Linked DNA regions of Mus musculus: region 2 is linked to region 1. The links are chromatin contacts, found by Hi-C in ENCODE. All regions are on one chromosome and are shown on one strand. Each heading gives the region's core, a stretch centred on a gene start or an enhancer-like site at or near the end of the contact. The rest is flanking DNA. Distances are from core to core; before and after follow the strand shown.

The links. Hi-C counts contacts between places; a loop is a spot of excess contacts on that map.
Region 2: a loop to region 1 is called in a map of T-helper 2 cell, with 2.0 times the contacts of the local background. The contact joins the promoter of Stx11 here to the enhancer-like site in region 1. A Hi-C loop is called at or near these places in 3 of 37 maps with a recorded cell type or tissue (T-helper 1 cell, T-helper 2 cell and regulatory T cell).

What each region holds. Positions count from the first base shown.
Region 1 is chr10:12,816,281-12,818,980 of GRCm38, reverse strand. The region is part of intron 1 of Utrn (utrophin); the gene reads left to right. Among named protein-coding and RNA genes, the nearest start is that of Utrn, 44 kb to the left of the region's middle. Within about 2 kb of position 1,350, at least 1 of the 3 ENCODE cell types and tissues checked has a DNase peak (open chromatin) inside an H3K27ac peak, as active enhancers do.
Region 2 is chr10:12,962,911-12,965,610 of GRCm38, reverse strand. It overlaps Stx11 (syntaxin 11), which reads left to right and starts at 1,352. Exons shown (of 3, transcript NM_029075.1): 1 at 1,352-1,611.

The DNA.
Region 1 (2,700 bases), core at 101-2,600:
GGTGGGATTGTTACAGCATCTTACATAAGGGACCTGACCCTCTGGGTTTTGATATCTGCAGGCAGGCTTGGAACCAACCCCTTTCAGATACTCAGGAGAATTGCATCCCAAGTAATGTCACTCTGATGAGAACATGAGAGGGAAGGCTGATCATGTGGCTCGTGGATAAAGCACTTGCCCCGCATGCCCAAGGCCCTAGCTTTGTAGGTAGAGTGCTCTGAGCCACCAGATGAACAAAGATGTGAGAAGGGAGTGTGGGGGCTTGGTGAGGCTGTGGGGTTCACGAGTACAGACTTGGGATCCGTCTTCTGCAGCTATGATATCCAAAGGAAGCTCCGGATATAAGGAAAGGGATTTTCCTTATCACTCATTTGAAGTTTAACCTGGACTTGACCTGGGAGGGAAACCAAACCTGGTCTGTGGGCTTCTTTCAGTCTTCTCTGATTCTGTTCACCACCCCTAAGCATGTCTGCTGCAGAAGGCATTGGGTTTCGTTCCAGGGAGATGCCTTGGGTCTTGCTTCTTTTTGATTTTTTTTTTTTTGATGTAACCTGTGTTTTCTGATATATGATTTCTCTTCTCTCATGGCAGGGGTTTAATTGGCAACACTTTGTTTCAGGCTGGGTGGGGACAGGGGCTATGAAACTCAGCACATGAAGTGATAGCAGAAATGAGGAGGGCTGAATGTCTAGCCTGGCACACTCAGGGTTAGTAACGACCAGCTCATCAGCATGAAGCGAAGCAGAGCACAGACATAGATAGAGCACTGTTTATGGATTCTTCTTCATTCATATGTGTGATCTCTGATGGAAGCATGGGCCAGAAACAGGACAGAATGGGAAGTCTGCACCAGATCTGTAGACTTGTTTGCACCATTGTTATCAACGTTAACTCCCTGTCAGGATCATTATTCCGTGGTTATGTAAAAGGCTCACATTATGGGAGGTGACATGAAAATTTTGTGTGCCATTTTTACAACTTATTTTAATGGGTGTAAGGTCATTTCAAGACAGTTTATAAGGACATGAAACAAAAGTGCTCATCACTTTCTATTTCGAGGCAGGCTATTATAAAGAGGTGAGAAGGCTATCAGAGAACAGTCTTATACCCACTGCTGTTAAGTAGAGATTGCCCGTTAGCAGGGCAGGGCGTTCGCTGGTCTTAGAAATCCGCAGGTGAAGTCAGGCGCTATTTCAGAGTCAGAAGGACACAGCGTACCGTACCGGACCTCTTTCTTTTCTTGACATGAATGAAAAGCAAAGCTATGGCTTCCGCTGAAGGGCAGTAAAGAAGAGCTGGCAGCCAAGGACAGTGCTGTGCTGAGTCTGATGGAGGAGCGCCAAGGCCCTCCCACTTGGTCACCCTGGTGTTGGGGTGTGGCTTGGCACTGGCTTTTACCTGGTGCTTGGCACTGTTAAGAGTGTAGGTTCATTAGTTTGGACTGACAGTCATAATATGATGTTCAAAGCCAAGAGGGTTTCCCCATAGCAGGATAAGGAGACTGTGTACCTTCTGTGGCTCAGTCAGCTGACCTGGGCTTGAAAGTTTGTGTGCTTTTATATTTGTGTATATGTTTACATATGTGTATATATTTGTGTGTGTGTTTGCATATAGGTGTATGTACACATGCCTGTGTTTATATTTATATATTTATGCATGTGTGTGTGTGTGTGATATGCTGGCTGTGTTTCTTCCATAGCGGATGGGTATCTGAATGTCTTTCCTTCTCTCCCCTGCTTTGCTGTGCTGCGTGTGTTTCAGCTGTTTATTTGTTCTTTATTCTCTTTCCACGCCATTCCTTTCTTTCCCTGCTGGTGAGAAGAGACCTAGTCTCACAGCCAGTTGCTTCGGGGCTATAATAGAGTTAGTGGTATGTACCAAATGTGATTACAGCTGTCTCAACACCAGATGAATGAGAGTGTGCATACCCTGGACAGATAATTCTGACAGAAATGGCCTATTGGTTTCACATGAGCTAGGACCGAGGCCACCGTGTAACCTATCAGAAGAACAGATCTGTGAGGAACAGGTTCCCACAGGCCCGAAGAGTTTTTGGGAAAGAGCCTGTCATGAGAGGTTTTTAGGAGTTCCTTCAGATAACCCTAGAGAACTGATGGTCACGTCATTTTTTCCCATTCTCAGGGGTTAGGGGTAGCCCCAGCGCTTTGCCCAAAGGTTGCTCCATCTTTCATCGGTCCTGCAGAGAAGCCAGGGTGGTGGCTAAATGGGCCGATGTGTGGCTTCTTTGCTTTCGAGCTTTGATGTCATTTCTATTTAGCTCAGTGAGATTGTTTTAGAAAATTTCCCACAGTGGAAAGTTCTCTTGGACATATGAAAGTTCAATGGTCACTTTCAAAATCAGCCATGTGCCAAGAAATAACTAAAACAATGGATTGCGTAGTGCAGCAGCCTTGGGACATGGAAAAATTTAAAAGATGTATGATTCATATTATTAATACAGGTTGTAAGACATGAGGCCTTGCGTTGGAAAACAGAAAAGGGCCTTTCTGTTTTTGTTGTTTATAATTTCTCTTTCTGGGTAAAATAATTATTCTTATTTTCTATGATGATTATTTTGCCTGTATGCATTCAGTGTTTGTGAAGGCCAGGAAAGGGTGTTTGCTCCCTTGGAAGTAGAGTTTTCGTGGTTGTGAGCTGCTATGTGGTTGCCAGTAACTGCACTTGGTTCCTCCCCAAGAG
Region 2 (2,700 bases), core at 103-2,602, 150 kb before region 1:
TTCGAGGCCAGCCTGGTCTACAGAGTGAGTTCCAGGACAGCCAGGACTACACAGAGAAACCCTGACTCAAAAAAACAAAACAAAACAAATGAAAAGCAAAACAAAACAGAAGGCTGGGGCATGGAGGAGAAAGGCCCCAAGGATAAAGTGTTACCTTTACCTGGCTTTAAGTATCTGACCTTGTGTATTGGGTGAACTGTGTGGCTGCTCTGTGTGTGGTAAAAACTACTTTCCGTCTCCTTTCCATACAGTCCTCTGTTGAGGTGAGGAGCAGGCTGGCCCACACTTAGAGTGCAGAGACAAGCTTCTTTTCCATGAAAGTGGAGTTTCTGCTTAAGTTGCCTGAAGTTGCTCTGCCCCGGAGATTTGTCTTTCTGGCCTTACCTGGCCTTACATTAGTAGATCGATTCATCGGTCATTTCACATTAGATGGATAACTTTGGGTTACCGTAACACCTTGTTCCTCAAATTCTTCTGGCGGTGGCTTCCTATCAATGCATATCATCTTTCTTTCTTCCTGTGTTCTTTTTTTAAGATTTATTAAATATTATTTATTATTATATGTAAGTACACTGTAGCTGTGTCTTTCAGATACACCAGAGAAGGGCGTCAGATTTCATTATGGATGTTGTGAGCCACTGTGAGCCACCATGTGGTTGCTGGGATTTGAACTCAGGACCTTTAGAAGAGCAGTCAGCGCTCTTAACCACTGAGCCATCTCTCCAGCCCCTCCTCTCATACTTTCTTTGTTTCTTGATGGCTAGCCTTCTACCTTGTTTGTCCAGCGGTTTCCCACCCCCTAGCCAGAATGCCCCTTTTCTGTTTCTGAGCCCCCAGTAGGGTGCCAGGCAACGAGGACAAGGTCGTGGCAATACTCCTGTGGGTGTCCCACTGACAGCAGGCAGGAAGGGGCTAGTGGAAGGCGGGGCTCAGTGTCTACGTGGTCCACAACCTCGGGTTAGGCAGTCGTGCGGGTCCCCGCTGGCGCAGCCACACCCACGCTCAGAAACGGTTTCTAGTGCCCTAGTTTCGGAACTACTCTGGACTGCAAAAGTCATCCGCGCTGAGGGGTTTTCCCGCGGAAAGTCCGATGGATCCCGCCCCGCCCATCTCTCCATCCCAGAGCAAGGAAGAAGAAAGAGCAAGTTCCCGGGTGGTCCACACCGTCGCCCGCAGCATCTCGGGGTGCACAGGAGGGGAAGAAGGCTCGTGCTTAGGTTCCCAGCAACCCGCAGCGTGGCGACCCCAGTCGGGACGGGAAGCTGCGCGCCTAGCCGAGGGCGTCCCCGGGGCGGGGCCCTGGTCCCCAGCTGTGCAGCCTCAGCGCGGCAGGGGCGGAGCCAGCAGCACCAGACGCGGCCCTGCGGCTCAGGGCTCGGACCCCGGCTGAGAAGCGCAGCCCGGGCCAGCAAGAAGCGGAGGGGGCAGAGCCGCGGGGACACGCCGCGGTGTCCTCCCGGCGTCCGGACGCTGGATCAGCGCCCCGCAGGATCACGGTTCGTTTTGTCCCGCGAGTCTGCTTAGCTCTCTAACTCTTTCGACATCGGGGACCCAGGTTCGGGGTTGGCTGGAGTGGTGGACCGCGCTGGCAGGGATGCTGCGCAGCTGCAGGTGGGTTTGGGGTGTGGTTCCCTCTGTGCCTCTAGGTACCTTCAGGACGAGGCTTTGGGTTTCTCACCTAGAGCCGAGAGCTTTTTTTTTTTTTTTTTTTTTTTTTTTTTTTTTTTTTTTTTTTTTATGTTTAAGAATATAATGCGTTATCAGAAGTGCTTCAGAAATGTAGACTGACTCTGAAGCTTCCTGAGGCAACTTCTGTTTTGAATTTTTGTTGTTTTTATTTAATGGAGGTGTTTTATTCAGTTCGGTCGCCACTTTCTCTAACACATCAGAATGGACACTTCTCCACTTGAACTTGACAGTATGACTCAGGAGCCAGGAAATACAGGAACACTGATACCGCGTTGAAACAGCTCCCACGGAGGATTTGGGGTAGTTTGTTTTAGGAAACCGATCTGATGGCTTTGCTTAGAGAACCACACCACGGAATTCTGTTGGCTTCTTTGGCTCCGCGAACATCAGCTGAGACCTGCGTTTTACTTCCTGTGACTCTCACACTTATTAGAGCCATTTCTCAGCAGAGGGAGGAGCTGTTGTTTCTACACGGGTATCCACAAATGAGTCACAAGTCTACTACAATTGCAAGGCTTTGTTAATACGCTTTTGAAAAGTGAGGTTGGATTCCTGTACTTTGAATAAGACCGAAGATTCAGTCTGGTACTGTCAAACTGGGGCAGGCGGCCTAGGAAGTAACTATTCAAGTTTTCAGTTTCCTAGAGCGCCTGATGGGACAACATGCCAGCTAGGGTCACTAGGCTGATCTGAGATAAACCCTTAAAATCATGTGCTTTCCCACAGAAGCTGAAGAGAAAATTAATTTCTTTATCCAATAACCATTTGGCTGTTGTTTTCACTAGTTGGTAGAAACTGGACATTTAATGAAGTGATTGTAAGTTACTCTGAAATTTAAAATATTTCAGAAAGTTTATTTTTACCAAATTAGTGCCTTAAAAAAAAACATATAGAAGCTTTTGAAGAAAGTAGATGGTTGCTGGAGCCAGACATTAAGATGCTGAGTCTCCCTGAGGCTGGATAAAGGCTCTAAGAAATAGACTTCCCTATCTAGGAGCTCAGTAGAGACAG